2 separate regions of the Homo sapiens genome follow, and region 2 is linked to region 1. Evidence: chromatin loops called from intact Hi-C (ENCODE). Cell type or tissue: dorsolateral prefrontal cortex. All regions are shown on one strand. Links, peaks and the distances in the headings refer to the core of each region. The heading gives the core; the rest is flanking DNA.

Region 1 (11,193 bases), core at 1,635-9,634:
GGGAACACAAACAGAGAGAGGTATAGGGAGACTCATACATGATTTTTATATCTCCCTAATACAGGGCCATACCACTGGGAGATGTCAAGCTTAAAGATACATTTTTTAAATTTCAAGACCCTTATCAGTATCTAAATGAAACAGAATTCAGCTATTAAACACCCAGAAAATGAGCATGGTTCCTAAATACCCCCACTAACATAACCGAGAGGGGTAAAACACAGTAAGTGCATATAGATCATCATATGAGGTTCTGCACTTGCTTTAAGTGCAAGAAAAAAAAATCACATGGCAAAAGGGGAAGAAGCCCAGGTGTGATGGCTCACGCCTCTCATCTCAGCACTTTGGGAGGCCGAGGGAGGTGGATCACTTCAAGTCAGGAGTTCAAGACCAGACTGGCCAACATGGTGAAACCCCGTCTGTATTTAAAATACAAAAAAATGAACCAGATGTGGTGGTGCATGCCTGCAATCCCAGCTAATCGGGAGGCTAAGGCAGGAGAATCTCTTGTACCCGGGAAGTTGAGGCTGCAGTGAACTGAGACTGCGCCACTGCACTCCAGCCTGGGCAACAGAGCAAGACTCCATCTCAAAAACAAAAAACAAAACAAAACAAAACGAAACAAAAAAGGGTAGGGGGTAAAGAAATGATTGGGATGGTACCCCCTGCTTGCAGCAAAACCATCCTGAGACTTGTAGGTGCTTATGTCTGGAAAGGGATCACTGTCAAGCTAGGATTGGTACCAAAAGAGCAGACCAGTCACATCCGGCTAGGATTTGCCCAGAACAAAACCTTTTTAAAAAACAACGTCAGCTGACCTGTTTCAGAATTCTTATCTCCCTGCACTCCACTGGGGGAGGGGGAGAGGGGCTGACTTTCATGTAGGCAAAGGTGCCTCACATCAGAGACACTGGGCTGCTGGAGACCCCAGGGAGACACAAACCCAATACTGCTAAATGGCAACCTTCAGCAATCACCTTCTCGGGCCATAAAGACTCTTTTATTCCATAGCTTGATTTGCTATTGATTTAGGGCTCTTTTTCATAGTGATGCAGGAAAACATTTTATTTTCTCATATGTAGGTGGGAGGGAGACTATCTGGGGAAAGCGGAGGGAAGCTGCTCTGCAGAGTGAAAACCATCATTTAATGAATGCTGGCAGGAAGGGAGGGCTCTCTATGGCATCACTAAATGTTCAGACTTGAACTTTCTAAATAGGTCTAGATTCAGGCGCAGTAGCTCATGCATGTAATTCCAGCTCTTTTTGCGGCTGAGGCAGGAACATCGCTTGAGCCTGGGACGTTAAGGCTGCAGTGAGCTGCTGTGTGTGTGCCACCACTGCACTCCAGCCAGAACAACAGAGGGGCCCTGACTCAAAAAAAAAAAAAAAAAAAAAGAAGAAAGAAAAAGAAAGAGAAAAGAAGAAGTTTTAACCTGGGTGGCCATGGATAGTGTCCAAGGATGGGTACCAGAAAGTGTGAACCCTAAAGTGACGGTACAAAATGGTGTTATCTTTGTGCATATATCAATTCCTCTGGGGAGGAAGTTCTTTGCTTTCATTAAACACTCAAATAATTCCAAGACCCCTCAAAATGAGGAAATCTTTAAGAGGAGAAATGGAGTCTATCCGTCTATCCATGTCCTTTCTTAAACAATCATTTTTGCAAACTAGAGAGATATTCATGATCTATTACCTAGAGGAGCAAATTCTATGAAGACGTTTTCCCCCAAGGGAAAAAGCCTACAGACACATCAACCCGAAACTCAGCCTTTACGGACCTTGAAAACTACACAGGAACCAAACTATGAATGTTCCAAAGACAACACCATGGTTTAAAGAGAGTTATGATTGTTTTCAGAAAAAAAACTAACAAGATTATTCCATTGTCTGTGAATAGACATTACAGTAATAGCTCCTAGGGACTATATAGTAGTAGCTCTTACCTTCTAGGATCTTATAGTACCTGCTAGGATCTTGTACTACCTGTAAGATATACTGTGTATAAGCAGTATACACAGTAAGCACAGTGTAGATACTCAGTAAGCACTGCTAAATAGTATAAATGAACCAATAAACCCATGGATGAATGTATGATCAAATGAAGGACTTTGGAGAAGTTTTAATGCTGAGGATCGTATCTGCAGAGAGCTGAACTCCCAGGTTTCAGAGACTCACTCACTCCCCTTCAAGGACACAGAAAAGATAAAAAGGGTGAGTGAGAAGGAGGTCTGGGAGAAAGCTACCCCATAAATACAAGGTATTGTTATTTTTATTTTTATTGGTGCTTCTGCTGCCTCCAGGGGCGGGGGTAGGATATGGGAATATGGCTAATTTTCTGCTTGACTCCAGACAGATTCTAAATTACTGAGGCACATTTTATTTTAAATTGACTAATAAAGAAATCTCACACCCCACACCATTTCACATTTTCTTGGGTCGTTTAATGTTCCCACTTTTCTACAGTGGCTCAGTCCTCTCCCTGAGAGCTGGGTCGGGAATGCGGTGGAGGAGGGCTGGAAAACAGTTGGACGCATTGTCATTTCTCCTCTCTCTTCCTCTCTCTCTCTCTAATTTTCCCTGATCAAAACACAAAGAAAATGACAAAAAATATCACCCTGAATCAGATGCCTTGCTTTTATGCTCACTTACACCAAAAAACACGTACGGCTTTTTGCTTTCCCCAACATAAAAATAAATGGAAAACATTTTGCAAATGTCAAATGCTATATGAAAGGAAAAAATATGAAGGACACTGCACACATAAACAATAGTATTAATGACAAATTTTACCTCTCCTAAAGCACTCTCAACCACCCAGTCCCAATTTTGGAGTCATATCTCAAGGGTCAGAAACCAGCTATATCATAGGTAGAAATGGATTCTCACAGAAAAAAAAAAAATACTCTGCAGATGTGTCTGCAGATGATATTAAGGAAAAGAGAAGAAAAATAAGAGAAAATTACTCAGGGCTGACCATTTTCTTTCTATCTTTCATTCATTCAATACTGGTTTAAGCAACACTGTGTTCAGAACGGTGTAAGGCATTGGGAATGTCATATACAAAACAGTAGAGGTGGTTCTCACTGGAATGCAGTGACCTTAGAGAGGGAGACACATATTAAAGACATGTATATACAAACAAGATAATTACTGATTAAACTGTTATCAATCAAAATGCTCTGATTGACAGTCCAGAAGATGAGTAGATAAGGGAAAATCCCAGTGAGAAAATAATATTGAGGCACAGCCCAATGGCTAAGAAAGAGCCGGCCATGCGGAGAACAGTATAGGGAAGAGCCCATACAAACACTCAGGGGTAGGACACAATCTTAAATTGTTCCAGGGACTCTCAGGAAGCCAGAGTCGCCTGCGGTACAGGGGCTGATGGAAGAGTGACACGAAATGACATCAACAAGAAGCTCAGGACATGGACCTCATTTCACGGGCATGGTAACCAGTCTGATTTTTTTCCTAAGTGAAATGGGACTTGGCTAGGTGTGGTGGCTCATGTCCATAATCCCGCCACTTTGGAAGGCTGAGGTGGGAAGATTGCTTGAGCTCAGCAGATCAAGGCCAGCCTGGACAACATGATGAAACCCCATCTTTACAAAACATACAGAAATTGGTCAGGTGTGGTGGTGTGTGCTCGCAGTCCCAGCTACTTGGGAGGCTGAGGTGTGAGGCTCCCTTTAGCCTGGGAGGTTGATGCTGCACTGAGCTATGATCACACCACTGCACTCCAGCCTGGGCAACAGAGTGAGACCCTGTCTCAGATAAAAAGAAGAAAGAAGGAAGAAGGAAGAAGAAGGAGGAAGAAGAAGGAGAAGATGGAGAAGAAGGAGAAGGAAAATAAGAAATAGGATCCCGCTGAAACATCTTAAGGGGGAAGGGGACTGACATGACAGATTTATGAATTTCCAAGGTCACTATGGCTGCTGTGCAGAGAATAGGTGAGAAGAAACAAGAGCAGTAGCATGGTGTCCAGTCAGAAGGCTGGTGCGGTCGTCAATATGATGGACCGTGACCAGGCTGGTGACAGCAGGGACAGAGTAGGAAAGATGGATTAGAACTTACTGGTGGATAGGATGATGAGGTAAAGGAGAAGAAGGGATCCAAAAGACTATAGTAGCTCATCCCTTGTAAACACTAAAGTTAGATGAGTTTAACTCATCCAAACTACAAATGGCATTAATATGTTAATGAACATGCAATCTTTCATCTGGTACAGGGAGCCATAAATGGCCCCACCTTCCAAAATAAAAATAAAAATAAAATAACAATGATCCTTGATGCACTCTAGCAAAACTCCATTTCCGTGCTTTATGCTCTCATTGACTGCTGCGCATTTTCCCCTTAGAGCACACCTGAGAACTTGGATTAACAATCATGCGATAAGGTCTTCTAGCTGCCGCCCAAGCTGTATTTTAAGGTCCATCAGAGAAGGGGTCCTATCTGTCTTGGTCAGCATTAGATTCCCAGAACCAAGCACTGTGTCTGGTATTCCGTGGGTGAATAATGAATAAATATTGGGTGTGAATAGATGCCCTGAACTTAACTCCTTGAAGGGCAGGAAGCGATCTGGATCCAGCACTAACACTCACCCATTATTTCCCGGCCTCCTCCCCAGGATCCTCCTACTTGCTCCCCAGCTGACTGCAAGTCTAGACACATCATCCTGATAAAGCCAGAGCCACTTTGCACAAGATGACTCATGGTTCAGAAACCACCCCAGCTCATCGTCAGGAGGTTCCCTGGTTTGCTGAGGGTGGCTTCCTGGCAGAGCTCTGCAAAGCTGGAGGAGGCTTCATTATTACTTCCAACGAGGGTTCCTCTTCACTCCCTCCTTCTCTCTCCCAATTCCACGTTAGGCTCTGAGACACTTAGAAACCATGCTTGAATCCCTTTGGGAAAGATGCCAACGCCTAATGGAAGCATTTCACAAAAGAGCTTCATGAAATCCTGCTCCTGGAGTCCGCCAAGAGGTGTGGATCTTTGAAATCCATTATGAGCATACCAAGGAAACATCCTGGAAAGTTTAACGCTACCTTCCCCATAAATATTTCCTCATTCAAGTCTCCGTCTCTCACTCCCAGTTCCAATAATTATTGCACAGGATATCACTCTGAGAGGTTCTGCTTTCAGCGTTTCACACAGGAATTGTTGGTTCAGATATTGATGAGCTCTGCCTAGAAATATGCCACATTCTTTTATTCATTCCTTTAAAAAAATAGAAAGATGCCCCCAAATTCATCAATGCATTCATTTATGCACTTAAAAGATGTATTTATTAAACTCATACTATATGCTAGGTCCTGGGTATCCAACAATAAATTGAAGAAATCATTTCTCTCCTTACAAAACTACATATTTGGGAAGTTAGACAATATAGCCATGAAAACATAAGTGCAAACTGAGCGAAGTGGCACAGAAAATGAAGAAAATCCTATCATACAGACTCAGAGTGGGGAAAAGAAACTTTGTGTGGTCAGAAAAATAACCAAGAGAAGGTGACCTTTAAAAAACTAAAAAAAAAAAAAAAAAAAAAAGCCATTTAAAAAAAAATGGACAAAATTTATTTGTCCATTCAGAAAATGGACAAATTGGGAGGGAGAAGGAGGGAGAGAGAGAGAGAGAGAGAGAGAGAGAGAGAGAGAGGGAGAGAAGGAGAGAATAAGAGAATGAGAATGAATTAGTTTCATGCAGAGAGAAAGAGAGAACAGTCCATAAATACCTAGACAGAGCCTACCATTCTTTGGCTAATATTCCTAATCCCCTAATGCCCAGACAGCTATCTTTTTCCAGGTGTCCTGGGATCCACTGCAGTCTTGACTTGGATATCAAGTCAGCAACTAAAACTCATGTCAGTTCTTCCTTCCAGGCTTATGTCTTTACCTTCTTCCTCCTCCACAGCCAACATTTTACAAGCTCACCCCATCCTAAGGGTCTTAGCTTCCTCCTCAATTCCTCATTCCTTAAGACATGAATGCTTGTCTTCTGTCCACAGCAACTAAAACTGCCCCCTGAAAGCTCACCGATGAACTTAAAAAAAAAAGAATCCAATCAATGTATTTCTCAGTCTTCAACCTCTTCATGGCCTTTGGTTTTATTCACCAACCCAACATTCTTGAAACATTCTCCTCTCCCTTGCCTCTTTACCAAAAACTGAAACTGTCGAGGGTGGACTCAGGTCTCTGATCCTTTCCTCACCATTGCTGATAAAAGTAGTAGTAGTAGAAGTTACCCTTACCCTTGATCCAGCACAGATAATATGCCAGGAACCATGTTAAGCATTTTAAAAACCTGGTTGCAAACTATCTGGGGCTATTTAGTTAGGATTTTCCTCCTCTCTTCCATCACTCAAACAGGTAGGTATATAGGACCCTCTTTGTCTCTGAACTCAAGAAGGAAAAGGAATAGAGTTAGTGGAGGGATGAAGCCAAGCATGGCAGAAAGACAATTCTGTCTGTAAGAAGCTTTTGCTTTTCCAAAAGCTGGTTGTTGAAGTGATTATGTTGGATGTTCTGCATGGGGAGTGACAGAGTAGCTATAATGAAAATAGAAAAAGAAAGAGAAGAGAGGAGGAGCAGACACACACACACACAAACACACACACATACACACACACACACACACACAGAGAGAGATTGATTTCATCTGCATTATAAAAGAGATGTCCAGACACTGGTAAGAATATCAAAATCTGTAAGTTGACCATGCATGGTGGCTCATGCCTGTAATCCCAGCACTTTGGGAGGGCAAGGAAGGCAGATCACTTGGGGCCAGGAGTTTGAGACCAGCCTGCTCAAAATGGTAAAAACCTGTCTCTACTAAAAATATAAAAATTAACTAGGTGGTAGGAGGCTGTAATCTTAGCTACTTGGGAGGCTGAGGCACAAGAATTACTTGAACCCGGGAGGCGGAGCTTGCACTGAGCCTAAATCACACCATTGCACTCCAGGCTAGGCAGCAGAGCCAGACTCCATCTTATAAAAAAAGTCTGAGTTTATCCAGCAGCAGAGCTCTCCAAAGGGAAATGGATGTGTGTTCCTTGTTTTAGTGAAATATTCAAGTCTCAAGCATACGGCCTGCAGAAATGCAGCCTATATATCTGGGAGATGATGAAGGTAGATGATTAGGCAGGTCCTCCCCATCCCCTTCACCTTTGTAGGCCCCAGGTGAGAATTATTATCTTTTGCATAATGGGGGGTTACATTTCCTGGCCATGAAGGAAAAGTGGGGATGAGGATAAAATTAACGTTGTTTCACAATAACACAAAACTGTGCTTCTTATTCCAAGACTGAGTTTGTGGGCAGAGATGTGCATGCTCATTCTCTTCTTTGTCCTGGTTGGGTCTGGTGCTTTGAGCATCCTTGCCTCCACGTTGCCAATAAGGAAATCTTGTCCCAGAAAGTTACATGACTTGCCCATGTGACATAGTGCCAAAGCCAAGATTTACAGAAGTCCGTTTAACACTGAAACCCTTGGTCTTATTTAATGAGTCATGTTGCTGAAGATCTCATGTGTGGCCTCTTATTTTTCTCCCTTTATATCTGCACCCTCTCAGCAATCTTACCATCTCTCATGACTTCAGGTATTCCTTTCGCCATCCTCATTGCCCCATCTGATCCTCACACCCAAAGCTTTGGATTTGCATTATCTGTTTACCCTATTTGAGTCAACAGCGCTTTCTGTATGATTTGGCTGTGATACGAATCTCTGAGTCACCATTCTCTCCAAACATTGCTTCATTCTTAAGATGGTGACTAAAATTCCAGCTCCTCTGCTGTGTCACCTCGGGCAAGTTACCTAACCTCTCTCTACGTGCATTTTCTCATCTGTAAAACCATGAAAATAGAGGCTAACTCACTGAAATATTGAGTATTTAATTAGCTAATGTACATCAAGCTAAAAAGTTAAAACAATATCTGGCAAATCACAGATGCTCAATAAAAATCAGCCAAAACATGTAGTGAGCCTGTGCACATACATTTGCAGATGAACTACAACCTTCCCCTTTTGGAGTTTCTACTCCAGGACCAGGTAGGGACTGTTGCATAATGTTATGTGTTCGAGTTTACCACCATTATTCCTTTGAGTTAAGTTGCTGTTGTCACGTATCAGGCTTCTAACCAAGGAGCTTGCCCCTAATCTGAGGTTCCCTTCTAAGTTTCCTTTTGTATTAGTCCGTTTTCAGGCTGCTGATAAAGACATACCTGAGACTGGGTAATGTATAAAGAAAAGGAGGTTTAATGGACTCACAGTTCCACGTGGCTGGGGAAGCCTCACAATCATGGCGGAAGGTGAAAGGTACTCCTTACATTGGCAGCGGGCAAGAGAGAGAATGACAACCAAGTGAAGGGGTTTCCCCTTATAAAACCATCAGATCTCATCAGACTTACTCGCTACCACGAGAACAGTATGGGGGAAACTACCCCCACAATTCGATTATCTCCCACCAGTTCCCTCCCACAACATGTGGGAATTACAGGAGCTACAGTTCAAGATGACATTTGGCTGGGGACACAGCCAAACCGTATCACCTGTGCTGGTCAGAATAGGTTTTCTAAAGCTGGAAAGCCTCTGATGACTTCCTAGTGTGCACCAGAAGAGTCCAGCTAGCTCAGTAAAGATTAGACTTTGCAGCTGGACTCAGATGTACCTAGAAACCCACTGCATCATTCTTTAGGTATTTATTTTAGACTATCTAACTTCTCTGGGCCTCAGTTTCTCCTTTATAGAATAGAAATAATAATAGTGTTTGGTGATACAAATAGGAACTTAGTGTCCAGTTGGCAAACAAAAGACTGAAATAAAAGTCCTGTTGCAGGGAGGCAGGGCATGGGCATCCAGTCCTGGCCCATGGGCCATGACGAGGAATGAAAGGGCCCCAGCGCAAACTTCTAGATGCCTCCTTCCTGCCCAGGCATGCAGTAGATTTTGTGTATGAGAGAAATAAACCCATGTAGCATTAACCCCTCTGGTACAGAGATTTTTGTTGCCATATCAGAATTTAGAATGCCCTGGTTAATACTAACCACTATCCACCTGATGACTGTGCTCTGGCCTAGCACTATCCGATAATTTTCCCTAGATGGGGCCAGGTGAAGTGACTCACACCCGTAATCCCAACACTTTGGGAGGCCAAGGCAGGAGGATTGTTTGAGGCCAGGAGTTCAAGATCAGCCTGGGCAACATTATGAGACCCAGCCTCTACACAACAAACAAACAAACAAATTAATTAGCTAGGTGTGGTGGCGTGCACCTGTAATCCCAGCTACTCGAGCGGATGAGGTTAGAAAATCACTTTAGCCCAGGAGTTTAAGGCTGTATTGCACCATCATTGCACCACTGCCCTCCAGCCTGGATAACAGAACAAGACCCTGTCAAAAAAAAAAAAAAAAAAAAAATCCCAAGATGATAGAGATGTTCTGTATCTCTACTAGGTATTGGCTCCAATATGACAGCTACTAGTCACAGGGGGGTCATTGGACACTTGAGATGTGGCTAATATGAGACAAACTGAACTGTTGATTTCATTAAACTTTAATTAATTTACATTTCAATATCCACTGTGATTACTGGCTACCATATGGACGAACACAAAGAACTAGCCTTTATTCTGTTCCTTGGAAATGCCAAACTCTCCCGAATCTTGAGGTCTTTCCATTTACTGTGGAAAACCATTTCCAGCCAATCTCTTCCTTTGACATTCTTGCCTGCAAGGTGTTTAGTCTTTCACTCTGCTCAGTTACAAATATGCTCCAACAATACCACATTACTCCTTCAGGCTTCAATGAGCAGCACTGTGCTTTACAGGAAGAGCACCTAGGCAAAAATGAATGCAACTGTTATGGATCTTTATTTTCCGATGAAATGGCAACTCCAAAGACAATGCAGATGAACCTGTGTGCCAGATGCAAAATAGAACAAACAGAGCTTTCTTTGAATTATTCTAGATCCAAACTACCTGAAAAGGCCAATCTGCAGTCAAAAAGACTAGAAATAAGTGGAATGAGGCCTTCAGAATAATTACATGTGGTTAATTGAAAAATGTTAATCATGTCATATTAGGAGGAAGACAGGGTTAAATTGGTAAAATTTCAATTCACTTAGGCCTTATCTCTTGTTGGAATGAACCAGACGATTAATCCTCAATATTCTTCAGGGATGCCGCGAACAGCGGCAATTAAATTAACAACTACAAAGTTTATGCTCAGAGATTCAAAAATGAAAGATGGAAACACTTTAATTTTTCACAAGTTGTTACCTTAATTATCTTCTTATTGCTCTGTCTCTTTTTCCTCATTACAAAAACACACCCCTTAGTATTCACGGATCCCTTTAATTTGCTGTAGCTTGGTAACAATGTAAGAAATGTCATCGAAGATGCAAAGTCATAAATCTTACTTTGTGCATGCTCATTGAAAATAAATTGTTCTGCTGTGCCTAGTCTCAGTGTTCTTTCTGCAAAGTGCTGACAAATTTCCTCTTGCAAACAAATAATGTGGAGTCTCTCTAAGCCTCTGTCCACTGCAGAGTTACTTAGTTGCTTTAATCCAACAGCAACAACAAAAAAATTCCTAGACAGGGCTGAAACTTAATTGGTCAGGTTCATGAAATACACTGAGGAAACAGAACAATGTAACAGGGAAATAAACACGAACTCAGAAATTCCTTTTCTAACATACAGAACAGACATAAAAACAGCCTCAGGATAAGTCAGTTTTACCAAATGTGAAGTTTTAAAACCTTCTTTATTTTGTTTTATTTTATTTTTCTCAGAATGATATCTCTGTATTGTCAGTGTGGAATCCCACTTTGCAAAGATTGGATAATTCATCTCTCTCTCTTGGAACGCGGCTAATCAAAATTGAAAAAAAAAAAAGATAAATTCAACGGCAACCACCATAAAGCCAAAGAATGCTGCCTCACAGTGATTTAACAGGTCCACTGACATATGTGCATTAAAACTGTAACCATCACAAACATTATCTGCATGCTATGTACTCCTTTAACATTAACTCAGAAGCCTGTTTGCAAATTCGGTACAGCACACAAGCCATCTACAGCAGCAGCAACAGCAACTACAACACAACAAAAGTAGTTTTCACAGTCAGGATTTCTAAGTAGCCTCTGTTGATGTGAATGAAAGCTGACGGAATTCTTTTCTTCAACGATCATTTTCTGGATGT
Region 2 (11,193 bases), core at 2,053-10,052, 64 kb before region 1:
TAGCATCAGTATGACGGTCAGTCTTAAGTGTCAACCTGGTTAGAATACAGTATCCGTTTATTCCATAAAATGTTAATTTAGGTATTGCTGTGAAGGCATTTTATAGATATGAATAACACCTAACATTGATTGTCTTTAAGTAAAGTAGATTGTCTTAAGAAATCTTGGTGAGTGTAGTGCAATTGGAAAAAGGCCTTAAGAGCAAAACTGTGAGGAAGGACCACACCGTGGTCCATGTGATCCTTGAGGACCACAGTGTGGTCCACGCTGTCAGCTCCTGCCCAAGAGTTGCCAACATACTCTTCCTGATGGCCTGGCCCATGGATTTCTGAATTGCTTAGTCAGCCTCGCAATCCTATAAGTACTCCCTTGCAATAAATCTCTTAACCTATAGAAGTATCCTATTGGTTGTGTTTCTTGTGTGGGATCTTGACTGATAAAATCATTGTCATCATCATTATCACCCTTATTGAATACACACAATTGCAGGGCAGGTTGACAAGCAATGCACACACTGCAAAGATGCACTTCATTGGATTTTCTTCCTTTGGGAAATCTGCACTGAGCGTCGCTATCCCTGGTTTTCACTGGAGAATGATCATTTTTAGAGGCAAGGCAGTTTAATAAGCACAGGTGAATCAATGGGGCTTAAAAGCTTTCATTTTGCCTGCCTACCATCAACTCTATGGTGCATCATGGAACCCCTGCACTAGGGGTCAGGCATTTTCAAGACCTTGAGAGTGTGTGTGCCACTTCAGCTTCCCTGGAGAGACTCTTGTCTCATTCATCTATTGCATCATCCATTCATTCAACATTTGGCTGAACACAACAGAACGCCCCTGGGCAATGATGACTCAGACAAGACTCCTGCCCCCACAAAGGTTACACTCAGTGAAGGGAGGCATATAGGGAACCAGCAAACCAAATACGGATTAAAAATTTTTTTAAATGCGACTTAAGTGCTCAAAAAGGAAAAATTTAATAGAGTGGTTACAATGGGTAAGAGGAGCCATTTTTGATGAGAAGGTGAGGGTTGGCCTCTTTGAGGAGGTAATGTTTGCACTGAGAGCAGAAGGAAGGGCAAGAGCCAGCCATGTAATAAGCTGGCAGGAGCCAACTGCAAGTGCAAAGGCCTTGAGGTTATTATCCAAATGATAGCAGGGGCTTTTAAAAAGGTAAGTAAGTTAAAATGAGGTCACTAGGGTGGGCTCTAATCTAATCTAACTGGTGTCCTTATAAGAAAAGGAGATCTTGTTATTTATTTATTTATTTGAAACAGAGTTTCGCTCTTGTCGCCTACGCTGGAATGCAATGGCACGATATCAGCTCACTGCAACCTCTGCCTCTTGGGTTCAAGTGATTCTCCTGCCTCAGTCTCCCAAGTAGCTGGCATTACATGCATGCACTGCCACACCCTGCAATTATTATTATTATTATTATTATTATTATTATTATTATTATTATTTTGTATTTTTGGTAGAGACAGAGTTTCACCACGTTGGCCAGGCTGCTCTTGAACTCCTGACCTCAGGTGATCTGACCACCTCGGCCTCCCAAAGTGCTGGGATTATGGGCATAAGCCACTGTGCCCAGCTGAAAAGGAAATTTTGGACACAGACATGCATAGAGGGAAGATGAAGTGAAGAGTAGATGGGTCCCTCATGAATAGATTAATGCCCGCCAGGAAGGGAATAGAGGGTGAGTGAATTCTTGCTCTCTTAGTCCTTAGGAGAACTGGTGGGCTTTTTGTCTGTTTATCTGTTTGCTTACAGACACAGAATCTCACTCTTCACCCAGGCTGGATTGCAAGTGCTGCAATCACAGCTCACTGTAGCCTCAAATACCTGGACTCAAATAATCTTCTTGCTTCAGCCTCTCTATTAGTTGGGACTACAGGTATATGCCATCATGCCCAGCTAATCTTTTTAATTTTTTGTTGAGATACGGTCTTGCTATGTTGCCCAGGTTGCTCTGAAACTCTTACCCTGAAGCAAACTTCCCACCACAGCCTCCCAAATTGCTGGGGTTACAGGTATGAGCCACTGCACCCAGCAGAGAACAGGTTGTGAAAAAGAGCCTGGCTCCTCCCCACTATCTCTTGCTTCCCCTCCCACTATGTATCTCTGCACATACCAGCTCCCTTTCTCTTTCTGCCACGAGTGGAAGCAGCATGAAGTCCTCACCGGAAGCAGATGCTGGTGCCTGCTTCTTACACAGCCTGCAGAACCATAAGCCAAAACACCCCTCTTTTCTTTATAAATTCCCCAGCGTTAGCTACTCCCTTACTGAAACACAAGTGAACTAAGACAAACTGTCTCCAAATACAGTCACATTGTGAGGCAAAGGGAGCCAGGATTTCAACATATGAATTGGTGGAGGGACAATCTGGCCGATTATAGATGGTGACATAATTGGCTACAGTTTCATACCTCAGCCCAAGTAAGATACCTGCCTCCAAAAACCAAACTCCAGGGATACATAAACAGCCATCTCCAGCTTTTCCTGTAACCACCAAAGTTGCTCTTGCTTCCCTGTTGCAGGATTGATGTTGCCTAAAGTCCTAGTTTTCCAGAGAAGATACCATGCGCCGGTTTCAGTGAGTGATGGAAAAAAGAAACCCCACTTACAGGAGGCTCACAATAAAGGTAACTGAGAAGCTTCCCCAGGACTAAGATTGAGAGGAAGGAGAGGATGCACCCTGTGGAGTTCAACTCTCACTGTCACCATTTATCTTCTCCTTAGCTCTCTCTCCTGAATAAAGGTAAGATATTCTCTGGTGATAGATGGTGGCCTGCTCGTTCTATTGCTGCACATTCTAGGAGAAGCTACATGAACTGGGTGCAACAGGCAAATTAACCCTGGCTGTGTTGGAGGCAACTGCCTTACAGAGAACCCTAGGTAGCTCCACAGTTGTTGCATTCTTTTAAACAAAGATAAAACATTTCTTCCGCTCCATCCTTCTTTAGGTTGCAGAGACTGTTCTCAGCAAGGAGCACTGTTTTGCTGTCATAGTTTCCATGTCATTATTTTTTGTGGCAAGATCAGTCGTTAATCCAATCACGTCTTCATTCTGTCAATATTCACTGGATCATCTATTATGTAGCAGGCACTGTGCTAGGGGCCAGTCCGGGGGTTGCACTGGATGTGGTTTTAATAAAATGTTATGTTTTGACTATTTTGTGCTGTTGAGTTCCTCTCTCTACCATTCATGTGAACCTAACGGAGAGAGAAATAAAGATTCTTGGAAGGGACAGTGGAGAAATAAGAAAAATCATGTTCCATCTGGTCAGAAACATGCATGACTCACCAACCTGAAGCTAGCAGAATGAAGGGCCGGAACGTGACCAGAGGAACCCCCATAACGCCCGGCCAATGATGCCATATACATAAAAATGAGCAGCTACGGAAGACACAAAGGTAATGAAGATGCTATAAAAGAAAATACAGCGTACACCTCTTGCTGATCAGCTAAGAAATGCCATGAAGATGGATGGGGTGATTTGAAGCCTCAGTTACCAACTGTACAAAAGCACCTACACATCTGTAGGGTATTTCCATAAAGCCCTTGAAGTTGCCAGGATGAAGCATGGCATTGCACTGAGCTGCAAGGGGCTAAATTGGCTGCAAAAGGCCATGAAGCTCTGTGCACTGTAAGTGGGACTACCACACAGAACAGAAACAGACCATGCTGTAAGAAGCAATAAACTACTGTTTCAAGTTAAGACGGTTTCTCCAGCCTCTCCATTTTTTTTTTCTGATAAGAAGAGAATTGATTGTTTATAAATCCCAACTTAAAATGCCCCTTTCACTCTCCCCTGTTGCATATTTCTCCTTGGCCAGGACTGGGAATTCAGCTATGAGAAATCTCACAGTAAATGTCGTCGGCATCTGTTTGTCACTTCGTAAATCCTCACTCTGTGCTTGTCAGGACTTCAGGATCACCTTTTAAAACTAATCTAGCTGAGGGATAAGACAGCATTCTTAGCACTTCAACTTGAGTACGATATGACTGGCAATAAAATCAGCCTTAACCCATATGATTGGCAGAGGGAATGGTATTGCAGCAACTCATTTTTGAGAGCTTGCAAGTGTCTTTCTAAAATATATGTGTGTGTGTGTGCATATATATATGCACACACGCATATTATATATATTAATAAGGAAATATAATACATATATGTATATATATATTTCAGTAAGTAAATATTCTAATTGCTAAAAATGCATGTAGTGTATTTATAAGGGGTATGTTAGGCTTACTTGGCAAGGCAAAGTCAAACCAATTGCATGGTACACAACCTGAAAACTTTCACCTACTTCCCATTATTAACTTAGATACTTGCCATACAAACACAAAAGACTAAGATGTTACTGTCTGGTAAATCCACTTTACCTACTGGGTCTCCCTAGAAAGGTTATGAGTCTGTTTCTACTGACTTACTCCAATAATAAATATTACTGTGTGTACAAGATTATGTTTCTAAATTAGACTATCAGGTAAGCACTTCCCTAAACCTGCTTAACATTTTACTGAGTTCCTAGTGTCAGTCTAAGTAAAACTAAACATCCTACTCGCCTCTGGGTGGGCAAGCCACACCTGTGTTCAGAACACAACATCGGCCATAGGCTCATCATGTCGTAGATCAAATCGTATGAGAAAACCAGGCTGTCCTCCTGTATTCTAGCATAAACACCGAAGTGGGGACACCACTAATAGCTGCCTTGCTTTGGATGCGTTAAGCAGAGCACAATTGGCTCCTCAGTAATTACTACACACAGTTCTCTCAGTGGTAAGGTTTCAATTCACCTCATACAGATAATCACTGCAGTCCCTGCACTCACTTTTGCCCTTTTCAAAGACTCAGGGACTTCGTTTTCTTTCTGCCCATCACCAAAGACTGCAGATGGTGGACCAAGTTTACGTCAATGTTATTAATGACCAAGAAGGCATGGAATTTTGGTTTCTAAAATGTATCGTATTTTGTAAACACAGATTGTAGAAGTGAAAACAGGGTGGATAGGAACATTCTACTGAAAGGTTCATGTTTATTTCCGTAAGTTTTCTTTTTTTTCTTTTTCTTTTTTTTTTTTTCCTGAGACAGAGTCTCACTCTATCACCCAGGCTGGAGTGCAATGGCATGATCTCACTTCAACCTCCACCTCCTGGGTTCAAGCCATTCTCCTGCCTTAGCCTCCCGAGTAGCTGGGATTACAGGAGAGCACCACCACACCCAGCTAATTTTTGTATTTTTAGTAGAAATGAGGTTTCACCATGTTGGCCAGACTGGTCTTGAACTCCTGACATCAAGTGATCTGCCTGCCTCAGCCTCCCTAAGCACTGGGATTACAGGTGTGAGCCGCCACGCCCCGCCCATTTCCATACATTTTCACTCAACTGGAGTTTTCCAAAATATTCATCGAGCAAGCCTCATCTCTCTCACTATTTTTCTTGGTCTCTCAGCCTCTATCTTACTATCAGTGAAGGGAGGTGGGAGGAGAAAATCAGATAAAAGGGGAAGTAAATATTCCACATGTAACTTCTACCTCTATCTCATAGAGGAGTGGCATCATACTCCCACCTCCCCTTGTTACACATGGAAAAGAGAGTGTAGGATAAAGAGAAAGTCACAATATTCTTTGGGACAAAAAAGACAAGGAATTTCAAGTTGAAGTGCATAGTCCCAGACAGTGCAAGAGACATAGAAAGATGAATATATCCAAAACAGTCAAGAACAGAAAACCAAGGAGTAGAATGGCGAATGCCAGAAACTGTGCGGAGGGGAAAATGAGGAGTTACCAATCAGTTTGCATTAAGGGAGAAAAGAAGGAAAAGAGAAAGGATTGGGGAGAGGGGGAGAAAAGGAGATGAAGGAAGCCTCGCTCTAAAAATACAAGGAAAAATGCCAGTGAATAATCCCTGATGTCTTAGAACAGTGAGGAACTTTTTCATTTTTATTTTCTTAAGACACAGTCTTGTTCTGTTGCCCAGGCTGAAGTCCAATGGCACGATCATAGCTCACTACAGCCTTGACCTCCCAGGCTCAAGTGATTCTCCATCCTCAGCTTCCTGCGTAACTGGGACTACAGGTGCATATCACCATGCCTGGCTAATTTACTATTATAATTTTTATAGAGACAATGTCTTACTATGTTGCTTAGGCTGGTCTCAAACTCCTGGGCTCAAGTGATCCTCCCACTTCAGCCTCTCAAAGTACTGGGATTTCAGGTATATGCCATTACACCTGACCAGGAACTTATAAATATGGGAATGCTAATATTAAAGTGTTTGCAATCCTGTCCTCCCTCAGATTAAAATGGGATACACACAATGGCCTTGAGTGATGCTGCAAGTTTAGGGTGGGCCTGAGATAGAGGCAAGAGATGAGAGGTAGGATGAGATGGTTCATTGAGAATGGATCATTGGAATGAATGGTTACTCTGAGAAAGTAAAGCCTTCTGGCAGGTATCTGCAGATACCCTGTGGGTGCCGTGGATTTCCCACCTCCCATGGATTAGAGTTGTAGCCAGTTTAAATATGGAAATCTGGAGAAGTCAGGGGCACCCTGGCTGCAGATCGAAATGTTAGTTAAAGATTGCGACAGTCTTAAAATATAACGTAAGTGATGTTTGAGAACACAGCACAGCTTGTACAGCCCTATGTAAAGCAGATGCAAATCATATGTAAATGTGCACCTGTCCTTCTTGACTAGTTCTGACTTCAGCCCCTTCTGAGGACTGGCTCTCTGGACAAACTTAGATTTCTGGTTAAATCCGTGGCCGGTAAGACAATCACTTGCTGGGAAGGCACAAGATTGCCTTTGCTTGGTGGGTTATGAGGAGATTTCGAGAAAGAGTCACTAACCAAGCAGATATTTGCAAAGGGAAACAGAGAAATGGAAGAGACCATGTATTAACCAAAATGTGGACTAGGGCTCACACATAGAGGGACCCTATCTGAGCTGTGAGAAGCATGGACAAAGCTGTGCCAGCTGAAAACTCACTGCAATCCTGGGCACGGCCCACCTCTATAATTTTCCAATTCCTCACAGTGGTAACACAAATACAACATAAAAGTTACTATCTTAACCATTTTAAGCATACAATTCAGTAGCATTAAGTATATTTATATTGTTATGCAACCATCACCACCATAACCTCCAGAACTCTTTTTGTCTTGTAATACTGAAACTGTGTACCCATTAAACAATAACTGTCCTTTCCCCTACCTTCCTCTCCACCAGCCACCACCATTCTCCTTGACTCTCTGCTTTTCACTACAAACTTCATGTGAGTGGAATTATACAGTGCGTGTGTTTTTGTGACTGGCTTATTTTACTTAGAATAATGTCCTCAGGGCTCATTTGTGAAGCATGCGTCAGAATTTTCTTCCCTTCTAAGGTTGAATAATATTCCATTGTGCGTGTGTGAGTATCACATTTTGCTTATCTGTTCATCATTGATAAACACTTGTATTAGTCCCATATTTTAGCTGTTATGAATATGAGTGTAAAAACATTTCTTTGGCTGGGTGCAGTGGCTCACGCCTGTAATCCCAGCACTTTGGGAGGCCGAGGCAGGCGGATCACGAGGTCAGGAGATCCAGACCATCCTGGCTCACACGGTGAAATCCCATCTCTACTAAAAATATAAAAACAAAATTAGCCTGGCACTCCAGCCAGGGTGACAGTGAGACTCGGTCTCAAAAAAAAAGAACATTTCTTTGAGGCTGTACTTCAGCAGACCCCAACCTTTTTGGCACCAGGGACCAGTTTTGTGGAAGATAAACTAATGGCCAGGGTGGGGGGCTGTTGCAGGGGATGGTTTCAGGATGAAACTGTCCCACTTCAGATCATCAGGCATTAGATTCTCATAAGAAGTGCACAACCTAGATCCCTCACATGCAGAGTTCACAAAAGAGTTTGTGCTGCTGTGAGAACCTAATGCCGTGGCTGCTCTGACAGGAGGTCGAGCTCAGGTGCTGATGCAAGCAATGAGGAGTGGCTGTAAATACAGAAGAAGCTTTGCTTGCTCATCCACTGCAGCCCAATTCCTAACAGGCCATACACCGGTACCACTACATGACCCAGGGACTGGGGACCCCTGCTCTACATTCACCTCTTTTAAATATATATCCAGAATAAGAATTGTTGGATCATCTGGCAGTTCTATTTTTAATTATTTGGGAATCTCCATGCTGTCTTCCACAGCACCTGTACTATTTTACCTTCCTACCCACAGGGCGTAATGGGTCCAATTTTTCCACATCCTTATCAACACGTGTTTTCTGTGCTTCTTTTTTTTTTTTTTTTATTTGCAGCCATCCTAATGTGTGTGAGGTGGTATCTCATTGTAATTTTTATTTGTCTTTTCTCTAATGATTAATGATGTTGAGCATCTTTTTTCATGTGCTTATTGGCCATTTGTTTATGTTCTTTGAAGAAATGTCTATTCAAGTCCTTTAACCATTTTAATCAAGTTGTTTATATTGCTGTGGTTGTTGTTGTTGTTGAGTAACCCATATTGATTTTTGGAGACAGTTAAGCGGCTCTAGGAGAAAGACCATGGGAGGATCTTCCAAAGTCAATGCAAATTCTACATTTATGCATATCCTCCTAACACATGCTACTTAGGTGTTAATTGGCTTCCCAAACTTCTGCAAGTTCTGCCAGTGTTACCTCTGAAATAAATCCCTCGTACATCTCCTCTGCCATCTAAGTCTACCCCACCATCAATACTCCCTCTGATCTACAGTCTACAGTCACTGCCCAAATGAGCTTCCTAACTTCACGCTTGCCGTGCCCATTCTCTACCAGCCTGGGTAAGCTTTGTAAATAAGAATCAGATCGGCCGGGCATGGTGGCTCTTGCCTGTAGTCCCAGTACTTTGGGAGGCTGAGGTGGGTGGACCACCTGAGGTCTGGATTCAAGACCAGCCTAGCCAACAAGGTGAAACCATATCTCTGCTAAAAATACTAAAAATTAGCCAGGCGTGGTGTTGGACACCTGTAATCCCAGCCACTTGGGAGGCTGAGGCAGGAAAATCGTTTGAACCCAGTGGGGCAGAGGTTGCAGTGAGCCCAGATTGTGCCATTGCACTCCAGCCTGGGCGACAAGAGCAAAACTGTCTCAAAAAAAAGAAAAGAAAAAAAAAAAAAAGAATCAGATCGTGGCATTCTCTTGCCTAGATCAAACTAAGGACCTCCTGCCTCAGCCAGAATAGAATCCCCACTTCTTAACATAGCCCACAATAGGAGACACAGGACTTGATCTCTCCTGTTTCCTTCACCTCAGCTGGTGACTTCACCTCTTCTACTACCTGGCTCTCCGTTGTTTCTCTGCTATGCTGTGTTGCTCACTTTGGTATCTGGCATTCCTTTGGTTTGGGATGTTTCTCCCTGAGAGGTGCATATACCAGACTTTGTTTTAACCTCAGAGAGGTCTTTCTCTCCAACCCTTGCCCCAATTCCTCTCTCTCATATCTTCCAGCTTTGTTGCCTGCAGAGCAATTTTTACATTCAGAAATAAATTTATATTTGTGATTCCCACACTGATCTCATAAAATTCAATTTGGTTGCTATTTAGAGAGTCCCCAAATAATGGTGGCTTAAACAAAATATAGATTAATTTTTCTCTCCCATACAAGAAGTTCAGGGCTACATATTCCATCTTAAACCTTCTTGCCTCATTCACTTTTTTATTCCATTATCCTTAGAACATAGATTCCACCAACGAAGTTGCCTCAAAGTCACATAATGTCATACAACAGCGCGGAGAAAGCATGAAAGGGCCTATGGTGTTTTCATCACGATGAGTTAGTCCCTATTAGAGGCTTTTCCCAGGATGCATGTCTAATAATTTTCACTGCCATCTTAATGGGGATCCCTCTCTGCTAAGCCGAGGAACACAGCATTATTATCCTTTAATTTGGGGCATACTGACTCTGACTAAGTGAACTATTTCCAAGCACTCTATTCCTTTAAAAGAAGGCATAAAGGGATACTGGGTAGACAGCTGGCAGTTTCTGTCACAACTCCTTCTTGAATGTTTTTCCTCGAGCAGAAAATATGAGCTCCATGCAAGCAGTGATGTTGTCTGTGGGGTATATTGCAACATCATCCTTAGTGCCTACTGCAGTGTCTGACAGGCACACCATAAATAGAGGTGCAATAAACATTTGCTGAATATGGAGAGAGCACAGTTGTGGGTTATATTTTCTAAGATGATACTTAACGATGCACATGCGTGCTTCCTGTCACATTCAGGCTCTTCCATAAGACAGGCCAACTTAGTGTCACCATTAAGTTATTCACTTCTCCACTCCACTCCCTGGGAAAACCTACCTGCTTTAAATCTCAGAACCACAGTATCATCCTTACCATCTACAAGGACAGTCGAGTTTCCTTTCTAAAAGTCACTACTTCCTAGGATTTTGCATTATATTCCAGGTGGAGGCCCAATTTGTAGCCCAGAACAATTCAAACCAGTTTTGTTGGTGCTATGTGTTCATGTCCCTGACACTATTATGTATTATGACTAGTATCTGACTTTTAGATTTCACTCTAGAATTTCCCAGAAATCTGGCTCTATGATTGTGACTATCCACATTCTGAGCACATTCAAGAATGAGATTACAAAAGTGTTCCCCAACACGTTGTTTGTTCTTTTGTCTAATTTCTTTGTTGTTGTTGTTGTTGTTGTTTTGTTTTGTTTTTTTGAGATAGAGTCTTGCTCTGTTGCCCAGGCTGGAGTATAGTTATGAGATCTGAGCTCACTACAACCTCCACCTCCTGGGTTCAAGCAATTCTTGGGTCTCAGCCTCCTGAGCAAACTGGGATTAAAGGTGCCTGCCACCATGCCCAGCTAATCTTTGTATTTTAGTAAAGACGGGGTTTCACCACGTTGGCAAAGGCAGATCTTGAACTCCTGACCTCAAATGATTGGTCTGCCTCAGCCTGCCAAAGTGCTGGGATTACAGGCGTGAGCTACTGCACTGCCCAGCCTTTTTGTCTAATTTCATCCCAGCCCTGATCAGATTATTGGCTGATTCTGTGTATGGAAGTAGATACCATTCCTCTGAACATGAGTATACACAGCAATGACAGGTGTTTGGCTGTGTTAAAACTTCCAAACCTTCAGGCGTACGCTGCCTGAAACACTCAGTCATTCATTTCCAAAGACATTTTGAAGTGCATGA

Evidence for each region. Hi-C counts contacts between places; a loop is a spot of excess contacts. Peaks named below come from ENCODE experiments on the same cell type or tissue, not always from the same donor. Only the 100,000 strongest peaks of a DNase experiment are listed, where the experiment ranks them.
Region 2: it touches region 1 in a loop (4-fold over the local background); 4 of 110 quality-filtered maps call a loop at or near these places.

Annotation. Positions count from the first base shown.
Region 1 is chr16:7,134,620-7,145,812 of GRCh38, reverse strand. All of the region lies in intron 4 of RBFOX1 (RNA binding fox-1 homolog 1), which reads right to left. Among named protein-coding and RNA genes, the nearest start is that of RBFOX1, 1.1 Mb to the right of the region's middle. In dorsolateral prefrontal cortex, for the core only: no CTCF peak of the experiment used is centred there; a DNase peak (open chromatin) is centred at 4,695.
Region 2 is chr16:7,199,415-7,210,607 of GRCh38, reverse strand. The region is part of intron 4 of RBFOX1 (RNA binding fox-1 homolog 1); the gene reads right to left. Among named protein-coding and RNA genes, the nearest start is that of LINC02152, 1.1 Mb to the left of the region's middle. In dorsolateral prefrontal cortex, for the core only: no CTCF peak of the experiment used is centred there; no DNase peak of the experiment used is centred there.